Regions from separate parts of the Homo sapiens genome. Here region 1 is linked to region 2. Evidence: chromatin contacts called from ENCODE Hi-C or POLR2A ChIA-PET data. All regions are on one chromosome and are shown on one strand. Each heading gives the region's core, a stretch centred on a gene start or an enhancer-like site at or near the end of the contact. The rest is flanking DNA. Distances are from core to core; before and after follow the strand shown. Region 1 has its middle 84 kb from the start of EHD3. Region 2 has its middle 94 kb from the start of CAPN13.

Region 1 (5,790 bases), core at 423-2,922, 610 kb before region 2:
TGGGTGCAAGCAATTCTCCTGCCTCAGCCTCCCTGTAGCTGGGATTATAGGCATGCACCATCACACCTGGCTAATTTTTGTATTTTCAGTAGAGACAGGATTTTGCCATGTTGTCCAGGCTGGTCTCTAACTCCTGACCTCAAGTGATCCACCTGCCTCGGCCTCCCAAAGTGCTAGGATTACAGGCGTGAGCCACCGTACCCAGCTGTACTCTGGCTATTTTAAATTCTGTAACCTCAATTACATCTGCCAAGCCTCTTTTGCAATGCAACATGATATATTTACAAGATGCAGGGATTGGGGCATCTTTGAGGGGCCATTATCCTGCCTCAGTATGGATAGACTTTACATCTGCTGAGCCATGCCAGAGGGCTCTTCAGCAAGAGGGAGTGGGAAGAACAAAACCATAGAGGCAGTAAACCACATGGAAGGGGCAGTGAGAACAGCCAGCCTTGCCTGGGGTGCTAACCAGTTAGTTTCCTCCAAATGATGAGATATGTGTGCAAGCTCTTGCACAGAGTAAGACCTTCTGAACCAGAGAAAGCCAGCCACAGATTCCTGTCCTAGGGCATGTAGGCGTTCCCCGCTGCTCATCTCAGTTCTGTCAGGGAGATTGCTGTTGTAGCGTTTCTACACTTCCTGTGTACACCCTGTTCCTCCAGATGTAACAATGTAGAGCCAAGCACCTTCAACAAATAAAATTTATTTACTATTACATTTGTTGCACAAAGTACTGGCAAATCAGAAGAAGAATATAATAGTTGCCCATAATCCGGACACTCAGAACAACTGTTAACACTGGTGTTTTATGAGGTGCCTTTAACAGGCAGCTTTCCGTGTCTATTAATGTTCTTTCTCAATGGTATTTTCTATTGTATGGATGGCACTGTAGTTTATTTAATGGACATTTGGCTTACTCCCAAGTGGTTTTGCTCTCATAAACATGGCTGAGATAGCATAACAAGAGTTGTTTTGACAGTCATGTTAAACAGGATGTCAGCAGGCCCTCAGTGGGAATGCGAAGGGGAACTTGGGGTGGTACAGCTGTGTGAGGGTGAGTGGCTCCTTTCCTAGTTTCTTCATCCTGGCCTCTTAGCTAAACCCCTGTGTACTGCTTTGTTGTTAACTTGGTCCAGCTGCACCCGAGAGCTCATTGAATGGTTCACTTAAGAGCTATGCATTTCACTATGTGTAAATAATCCTCAATATTTTTTAAAATTAAGTATGTCCTAGTTCCAAACCAGCAAGATCTTGCTGTTTTTGTGCACATTCACATAAATGGGATTGGATGTAATAAAAACCAAAAAAAAAAAAAAAAAGGCACAGAGAGGAGCTGGCTGGGCGCTGGCCTCCAGCATGGGACGGTAAAGGGAGTAGTTACTGGGAACAGGCTCAGTTTGGTGAGGGGTGGCCACCACACTGCTTTGGCCCTCAGCCGCCTCATTTGCATGAAGCCCCACCTTGCTGGCTTGTGCTGTGGTGGGGGGTTAAGACCCCGTATATAAAAGTCCAGCATGGCACCTGAGATGAGACAGGGAGTCAACATAGAGGAGCCATTCTTGAACCTCCAGGAACTTTTCCGGGGAGGTGCAGTCGGCGCTGGGCTGCTGTGCTCTGTGGTTTCCCCTGTGGGTTGGTGGTGAGTCAAGGGCCCCCTGGGAAGAGCAGAAAGAAGACAGGCGCTGGGGATGTTGCTAACTGCTTATTTCTGAGGGTCAGAAAAACCTCAACTCAGTACAGCTGGGCTGTGCCCTTCAAGGGTGGAGCCTGAGGGTGGAGTTAAGTAGAGAGAACTCTGGAAGGGGGTGAGGCAGGGGCCAGAGGAACTGGCAATTCTGCCTGAAGGAGGTGGGCCTAGGGTGCCAGGGGAAGATATCTTTTTCTTCCCAAAGCAAAAAAAAAAAGGAAAAATGACAAGAGCTCTGCTCAGAGCCTGGCTCAGGGCTGCTTAAATGTCTCTGCTGGCACCACTATCCTAGCCACTGCCTTTACAATTTCATGTGGGAAATGAACACGCTTACTATGATGAAATATCAATCTCATGCAGATTTTGAAGGGATTACGTATACACACATCTGCTTTGGCTTTGAGGTTATTTATATTTGAACAGCAAGCTGCGTGCCTTAAGTTCTAGTTATTAGGAATGTGTAGGCCATGGTTTATACTGATGCCAACCTGCTTGCCTACATACTGTAGGGTGAACCATATCACCCATAGAAAACAAATTGATAGTGATGAAACAAATATAAATTATCATTAAAGACCAAAAAGACCAGCAATTTTAAATCACGACCCATTCAAGACAACAGTGATGGTCCTTTGATTACACTGCGTCCTTCTAAATGACTACCAATGGGGACTTCCAGTGACTTTTGTGGACACTTACCCCATGGAAGTCTGCAGGATGGCTTGCTGCTGCAGGTAACTCTGGGCAGAAGAGTGGGTTGGCACCCCCTTTAAGCCTGACAAAATTCCTCATGTGAGTTTATGAGTTCCAAATAATAGTAATAAACTCAATAACTCACTAGGTAGGTGTTTGGTAAATGATCTTTTGATGTAAAAATGAAATTGTATAAACATTAAAGGAGGATCAGTGAGTGGCTTATCGGAACCATCCTCCCAGTATTCCCCGGGGTTAAATGTTATACCCTGAGAAGGCTTGACAAGAGCTCTGAATCATCTGAGCTGGTTATTGAAAATGCAGGTTCAGGGCCCCCCTTGCAGAGATTCTGGTTAAATAAATCTAGAGTGAGACCCAAGAATCTGAATTTTAAACAAGCCCTGGAGGTGATTCTGATGCATGTGGTCTGCAGATACAAATTGATGGAAAATGCCCAAAGAGAATGGGGCCCCTCTCTGCCAGGTGTTAAGAGCACCTGCTATTCTGAGCAAATGCTATTCTGAGAGCATTTGCAGGCTGGAGTCTGCCTTTATGAGCTCTGGGTGGGAAGGTAGTTCAGGCTGGTTTATACAGCCACATACAGGGAAGACAGTGAAGAATGCCCAAACATAGGGGGTGCTCTATGCTGGAGAAATGTTTAGTTTAATCCTTGAGTTGCGACAGGTTGGCAGGAACTAAAGATCTCTTAGAGAGGGATGGGCCTGAGGCATGAGAGACGCAGAGGCCAGGTCCAGAGATGCAGCGTGGAAGGGAGGGGACCATGGAGAAGGATAGAAGGACATAGCAGAGGGGATAAAGAGAAAAAAACGCATGTACACATGACACCTATTATAATTATATGTTGAGGGCTTTGCCTGTGTCAGCCCATTCACTCCTCAGCACAGCAGTCTAAGATGGCAATAACATTCGTTTTTTACATGAGGAGACAGTGGCTCCCAAAGGTTAGAATAAGAATGGAAGTCAGAGTTTTATTTCAGGACCATGTGGTTCCTAAGCTCTCACTCTTGATTTTGTGTTTCTTTAGGCAAGTAAATGATGTTTAGCCACTATACCCATCTATATACGTATTCATTATTTCATTCATTCACTCAACATGAATGAGCTCCTGCTAAGTGCCAGGCACTGAGACAGGGGCTGAGGATTGACAGGTGGACAAAAGAGACACTGCCTTAGATCTTAATAGGAAACATGAATATTAAACAGTCAGACACGTAACTATAATTTTGCAAAGAGTTGGAAGAACTGAAAAGGAAAATTGCAGGTTCTGTGAGAAATAAAGCGGGGACCCTTAATTTAGAGTGGAGGGTCAGAAAAGGCCTCTATGGAATGTTGGACTTGAAGGATGGGTAGGAATTAGCTAAGCTCAAGTGTGGGGAAAAATGTCCCAGAACTGTGCTGTCCAAAAGAACTGTTGTGCTGTCCAATATGGTAACCATCAGCCACATGTGACTAGCAAGCACTTAAAACGTGTCTAGTGTGACTGAGAAATAAATCTTAAGTTTTGTTTAATTTTAATTAATGAAAAAATACATATTTCTTAAAAACCACATGTGGCTAGTGGCATCTGTATTGGACAGCACAGCTCTAGAACAAATGGGAAGTTTAAGCAAAGGACCTGAACTGAAAAAGGGTTTGATGGCTTCCAGAAGCCTAATTTGTGGTGGGTACAGTGGGGAGACTGAGACAGCATGAGGCCTGAAGGGAACAGGGCTCAGAGTGTGCAGACACTTGAAGGAACAGGGCTCAGACTGTGCAGACACTCAAGGGAGCAGGGCTCAGAGCATGCAGGCACTTGCAGGCCTCATGAGGGGTTTTCAATTTTACTGCAGTGGGGAAGTTGTTGAAGGATTTTGAGGAGAAGAGTAACTTGGTCAATTTTTGTTTTAAGATCACTTTTCACTGTAGCAAACGGATCAGAGGGAGCTAAAGTTAGAGAAAGGAAACCAAGGAGTAAATATTGTCATTTCCTAAGAAAGAGATGTTGGTGGCTCAGCTTAAGGTGGATACTGTGGAAATGAAGAGACATGGGTGGATGTGGTATAATTTCTAGATAGAATGGATGGAACACACAGTTTTAAACATACAGAATCCAGTAGCCTAGGCCTGTGTTGTCTAATATGGTAGCCGTTAGCCCCTTGTGGCTCCTTAAATTTAAATTAATTAAAATTAAATGAAATAAGTCTTTCTGCACTGTACCATTCACATTTCAAGTGCTCAAAGGCAACACGTGACCAGTGGCTGCCATTATTGTACAGGGTAGCCTTTAGTGAACATTCCTGTCATTGTAGAAACCTCTACTGGGTAGTGCTAAAGTCACTTGGAGAAATGTTTAAAAATGGATCTAGAAGAGGTCATCAGGTCCAACACCCTCACCGTGGAGGTGACATGCTGGGGGACACTCAGCTGATTCCTGGGTGTTGCTGGAGTGGTGCCTAAACCAGGCTCTCGGGTGGCAACCTTTTCCACCCAAAGCATCAGAAGCATCATGGGCAGAATTGCCTGCTTCCCCAAGGGCTTTGTATCCTGAGAGAAAGGCCCTGCTCCAAGAGCACAGGGCAAAGCAGTTCTCACTCCTCCCCAGGCTTTTATCCAAGAGAGGGGAATGGGAGCAGAGGGGAAGGGCACATGGGTGGAGTAATGAGACCCACTTGTCAGAAGGCTAAACTAAAGCGTTACCAGCGGTGTTTGTCTAAGGAAAGGCTTCTGAAAGGCTCAGGCCTGATTTTGACTCAAACCATTTAATAATTCTATGGCAGCCTGAAAAAGAAAGGCTGAGATAGAAACAACAGAAATACAACCACCATTATTGTTTCCAGCTAACATGGCCTATCACTGGAGGCTCAGAGAACGTGTCTTTAGTTACTTCTGCAGAAAATAATGCATTGCTTTCTGAAAGCCACACACCACCCAGGCCACTCAGTCCATCCCCTCACTCAAGAAACACCACAGAAATGGATTCCAGAGAAATCCGATCAGCATACCCTTGCCACACAAGGCAGGACCCCAAGTGACCCTTGTTGTCTCCAGAAAGCATAAGGAAGAAGAAGAAAAAAAAATCCAAGGTACCAAATCCTCCTGGTGACCTAGTAATCTGGGAACAATTAAGCGAGTTCACAGGAAGTAAGTAAAGCGAGGAAAAAACTTTGTTTTCATCACCTCTGAGTTTCTAGTTAGGGACAGGGCTTGGCTCAGATAAGTCAAAAGGAGGGGAGTGGGGAGCTGCTGGAGGAGCAGGCTTGGGGAGGAGAGGAATGCACAGTGGGAGGATACCTTGGTTTGCTAAAGCTGGGACACACTTCACTGTGGGACCATGGGTTGATCTCCACCTCCCCTACCCTGGCAGCTCAGGACTGCAGGACTCAGGGTCACAGGCCCTAGGAGATGACCAG
Region 2 (5,248 bases), core at 1,598-4,097:
CGCCCAGTTAATTTTTGTATTTTTAGTGAAGACAGGGGTTTCACCATGTTGGCCAGGATGGTCTGGAACTCCCGACCTCAGGTGATCCACCCGCCTCGGCCTCCCAAAGTGCTGGGATTACAGGCGTGAGCCACCACGCCCGGCCGACATGGAAAATTTTGCAGCTGTGTCAGTGATATACCCACTCAGAGAAGAGACAGGCAAGACGATAAAATGACTGCCTTTGAGAGGACAATGTTAAGTCCAGGGTAATGTTATCTTTCTCTTTTCTATACTTAAACACTCTTATTTTAAACACCTCTCTGTTCCCTTAAAAAACATTTTCTTTTTTCTGCCTTGGAGGATAGGCTCTTTGACCAAGTGGAATGTGGTAAAACACTGTCCCCGATGGTCAGAATTGTTGCAGCTTCAAATCCTCCAAGGTCCAAAGATTCCTGCCCATTCAATCAGTATCCAGTGTGGGCCACAGAAGGTGGAGCATCCAGGCAGCCCAGCAGGAGCATGCACCATCCAAGCTGCCACAGCTCCATCATCTTCACCTGACTTCATCTTGGTCTGAATCCTAGTCTCACTTTTGCTGTTGTTTGCATAAAGATTGGATGAGCTTGACAAGTACTCTGGACCAAAAGGAAGGAAACTGGCCCCACTTGTGATCTCTGGTCACTGACATGCCACGTCATCTTGCCTCTTTAAGAGTTTCCATTTCCATTCAACCACAAAGTCAGGCCCTCCCTATGGCTAAATTGGCAACATTAACCCACAGTGTGAGTAGGGCAGGGCCTAGGTTATATTCTCAGTCTTGCAACTGCCTCTGTCTGACATTAGTCAGATTCTCCAGTTGGGGGTTTTGCCTGGCCCCTAAATTCTTTCCTTCTAACTCCCTTGTTCTCTGAGACTCTGCCATGGCTTACGCCTAAAGGGCTTTCCTAGAGCCCAGTTCTCCCATTTCGCAGCCTGACAAATAAAATCAATTTCGCCTCTGTTAGAGCCATTGCAACTTCACTACCCATGTATTGAGCCTGGAGTAAGTGCTCAATAGATGTTAAGGGAGTGAATGAATGAGCACATGTGGTGTAAAGATACGCACCACGGGGGAGTGGACAGAGCACTGGGTGAGAACAGAGCACTGGGTGAGAACTCTGGAGTCTAAGGTTCAAGTCCCGGTTCTGCCTCCATCAAGCTGTGTGCCTTAGGGAAATGGCCTTCTCTTCTGGGCTTCCTTCTCCAAAAATGAAGGGGCTGGACTTGCAGATTTCTAAGGTTCCTTCCATGTCACAGACTTGGAGATCCACGTCCTAACAGATTCTACTCCGCAATCATCAGCGAGGGGCAGCAATTAACAGCCAGAAAAAAGCCCCTCCAATTCAGCAACAGCAGCTCTGCTGAGACCCATGCTCTCTGGGGCAGTAAGTCAAAACAGTCCTCCCCTTCTTTAGCCTGGGAGTTGCTGCTTCTTTTATGATGCTTGTGACAATGAAAATTAAAAACCCCTTTCACCTACCTGAGGTTGGCGGTTAAGCCAGCGTTCACATGTTTTGGGGAGGTTAAAAAAAAAAAAAAAAAAAAAAAAAAAAAAAAAAAAAAAAAAATCTGGCCACTGTGCAGCCGCAGATAATGGTGCGACAGTGACACCTAGTGGTCATCTCCACTAATTACTGCTCAGCCCTGCTGCTCAGCACTGCAAGCCAGGAGTTTGCCGGAAGTCAGGCCCTCCCTATGGCTAAATTGGCAACATTAACCCATAGTGTGAGTAGGGCAGGGCCTCGGTTGTAATCTTAGTCTTGCAACTGCCTCTCTGTCTGACCTTAGTCAGCTTCTCCAATTGTGGGTTTGGCCTGACCCCTAAAGTCCTTCCTTCTAATTCCCTTGTTCTCTGAGACCCTGCCATGGCTTATGACTTATAGTTGGGAGTCCTAGGCCCAGGTGGAGAGCAGGATATCCATACCAGGTAGGAGCAGCTCTAGGACCCCAGGGTCCAGCACTGGGACCCTGGGGTTCCACCCAGGATGATTATGCACATCCCTGTCCACACATTCAGTTCCACGCAGCCGCGAGGCAGGACCACACAGCCAGGCCATCAACCATGGATGTTACAGCCAAGGGCTGCCTCCATTTCAGCTGCCAAGGTAGGAGAAAGTAACAAAACCAGCCAGAGAGAAGCCTGGGGGAGCTGACTTTCTATTGGTGGCAGGGGGCAGTTCACCTGGTTTTGCCCACTTTGTGCAACAGAATCTTGCCCTCTTGCTGGGGTCTGTAGGGTTCAGATATCTCTAAAGAACAATGCAGATGGGTTCTTCTTAGCACATTTTACTGCCTATATGTACACCCCACAAACTACAAAGGGTGGAAAGGGAAGCTATGGGTTGAGGCTTTAGAACCTCCCCCACAGGTCACAAGTGCTCACGGTTTAACATGGCTGGGGACATAGTGGCTGAGCTTGTTGAGTCTTTCCTGAGTTCCACATTATTCTTTTTTTTTTAGATGGAGTCTCGCTCTGTCACCCAGGCTGGAGTGCAGTGGCGCGATCTCGGCTCACTGCAAGCTCCGCCACCTGGGTTCACGCCATTCTCCTGCCTCAGCCTCCCGAGTAGCTGGGACTACAGGTGCTGGGCTTTCTGCCACTTGAATCCTGTTTCTTATCACCCGTGTTTGGTCTGTGTTTATGAGTCTTTCTCCAAATGTCATCTGTCCGTACTGCATGGTTTCTACAGAAGACCTTGGTGCCTTCCAATATGCCCACCACTAAAATGCTGGGTGAGGCTTTGCTGATTTCCTCACCCTTACTCCTCATGGTTTTCCCCAGACCATGACCAGGAAGTATGCAATGGTCACACTCTGCGAGCCCTCAAAGGAGGAAGTCATTTGTTCAAGTTGGGGTTGCAAACTCCAGAGCTGCCATAGTTTCTGGCGGTGTGTGGTAATTTTCCCTTGTCATTAAATGACATATGTAAAAATGCTTTTCTGGGCCAGGTGCGGTGGTTCACACCTGTAATCCCAGCACTTTTGGAGGCTGAGGCTGGCAGATTGCTTGAAGTCAGGAGTTCGAGACCAGCCTGACCAACATGGTGAAACCCCGTCTCTACTAAAATATGAAAATTATCTAGGTGTGGCAACATAGCTTGTAATCCCAGCTACTTGGGAAGCTGAGGCAAGAGAATTGCTTGAAACCAGGAGGCAGAGGTTGCAGTGAGCCGAGATCGCACCACCGCACTCCAGCCTGGGCAACAGAGCAAGACTCAAAAAAAAAAAAAAAAAAAAGCTTTTCTGGAGGTGGAGAGAAGGTGAACTATTATTTTAAAACACCTACTATATAACAGACAGAGTCCAGTCAGGAGACAAAAATCACACCAGCAATTTGAATAAGGAAAATGTAATATAAAAAATTATAGGCCGGGCATGGTAGCTCATGCCATAATCCCAGCATTTTGGGAGGCTGAAGCAGGTGGATCACCTGAGGTCAGGAGTTCGAGACCAGCCTGCCCAATATGGTGAAACCCCGTTTCTACTAAAAATACAAAGATTAGCCGGGTGTGGTAGCGGGTCGCTGTAATCCCAGCTACTTGGGAGGCTGAGGCAGGAGAATCACTTGAACCCAGGAGGCGGAGGTTGCAGTGAGCCAAGATCACACTACCACACTCCAGCCTAGGCAACAAGAGCAAAACTCCATCTCAGAAAAAAAATATATATATTATGAAGTAGTAAAAGGTGTTAACTTCTAAAAGGGGCAAAAGAGGACTCTAAGGAATACAGGAATAATAAGTGCAGGAAGCACTTACTATTATAGAGGTAGCCCTGCTACCTCTAGGGCTGGGAAGATTACCCAGAGGAGGAGGTTAGAGCATGGATGAGAGTCCCACCTTGAGGGAGAGAGTGTGGCTGCAGACCACTGGGCAGTGGAGAAGGTCCGGGGTGCCAGTGGACTGGAGCTGGAGTACAAGAGCCTCCTCTGCTGGATGCTGGGGAAAATCACTGGAGAAAGCGCCACTGGATTTCCCCCTGCTGGGACAATCACACTGTGGGAGAAAAAAGGCACACTAGAGCCAAGAGGAGGAGCTCGTCCTCTGCTTTACCTTGCAGTGTCCAGGAGGAGCCAGAAGGAGGAGCTGGTCCTCTGCTATACCTTGCAGTTTCCCTCTAGCACCCTCTACTGACACAGTGTAACATTGCAACAGCTGACGAAAGAGAATTAGTAACAGGGTCCAGCTCCAGTATTACAAAGTAGGGCAAAGAAGAGTGGATTTGCAGTTGACAGGCAATAAATTGACAACAGGCACACCTACTCTGTGCCAAGCCCCATGTTATGCATTTCCAGCACGAATCTCATAATCTCATTGATAATTATTTGAAATAGATATTATAATTCCCATTTTAATGTTGAGAAAACACTAAAAGCTAGGAGAAGTAATCTGAGAAAAATATGCAGCTAGTATACTTTAAAATATGCAACAGGGCTGAGCTGATGTTTCACTGATGGGTGTGTGACTCTAGAGTATGTTTTTCTGGCTGGGCAACGTGACTCCTGCCTGAAATCCCAGCACTTGGGGAGGCCAAGGCAGGCAGATCACCTGAGGTCAGGACTTCAAGACCAGCCTGGCCAACATGATGAAACCCTGTCTCTACTAAAAATACAAAAGTTAGCTGGGCCTGGTGGCGGGCACCTGTAATCCCAGCTACTCGGGAGGCTGAGGCATGAGAATCACTTGAATCCAGGAGGCGGAGGCTGCAGTGAACAGAGATCACACCACTGCACTCCAGCCTGGGCAACAGAGTGAGACTCTGTCTCAGAAAAAAAAAAAAAAGTAAAGAGTATGTGTTTCTACATCAAGCTAGCAGTACCTGTCACTGTAAAGGGTTAAGGACAGTACAATTTTGTTCTCCCTCTCCCAGCCTCTTCTTCTCTATTAAATCACATAAGCCTTCCCAGCATTGGTTCCTGGACTTTGCCTTGGAGAGGCGGTGAGGCAGGTGCCCCGTAGGTGTCCTAAGGGCATGATTCTCAAGCCAGAATCACTGGGAAAGTTGGTGAAAATGCTTTCCTGGGCCTACCTCTGCAGAGTCCAATTTAGTAAATTTAGGGGGACTTAGAATCTGCATTTAATAAACTCCCCAGAGGACTCTAGTATACTGCAAGAGAAGAGCACCAATCTCCACTGGGCTAGGAGTGGAAAGTGAGGAGCTGCCGAGGCTTTGATGGGTGGAGGAGGGGCGTCATGCTAACAAGCTCTCTTGGCCCCAGCGCCCCATGGGA

The links. Hi-C counts contacts between places; a loop is a spot of excess contacts on that map. ChIA-PET counts read pairs that join two places held with the same protein, here RNA polymerase II (POLR2A). Pooled maps may share reads with other maps.
Region 1: a loop to region 2 is called in a map of B cell, with 5 times the contacts of the local background. The contact joins two enhancer-like sites. A Hi-C loop is called at or near these places in 4 of 168 maps with a recorded cell type or tissue (B cell, dorsolateral prefrontal cortex, mammary epithelial cell and 1 more), 1 of 37 single-sample maps with no recorded cell type and 5 of 50 pooled maps. POLR2A ChIA-PET finds 5 or more read pairs at or near these places in 2 of 52 experiments (A673 and OCI-LY7).

The regions. Positions count from the first base shown.
Region 1 is chr2:31,314,758-31,320,547 of GRCh38, reverse strand. No RefSeq gene overlaps it. Among named protein-coding and RNA genes, the nearest start is that of EHD3, 84 kb to the right of the region's middle. RefSeq lists a silencer at 1,693-1,762. Within about 2 kb of position 1,672, at least 20 of the 41 ENCODE cell types and tissues checked have a DNase peak (open chromatin) inside an H3K27ac peak, as active enhancers do.
Region 2 is chr2:30,710,655-30,715,902 of GRCh38, reverse strand. No RefSeq gene overlaps it. Among named protein-coding and RNA genes, the nearest start is that of CAPN13, 94 kb to the left of the region's middle. RefSeq lists a silencer at 773-832. Within about 2 kb of position 2,847, at least 2 of the 41 ENCODE cell types and tissues checked have a DNase peak (open chromatin) inside an H3K27ac peak, as active enhancers do.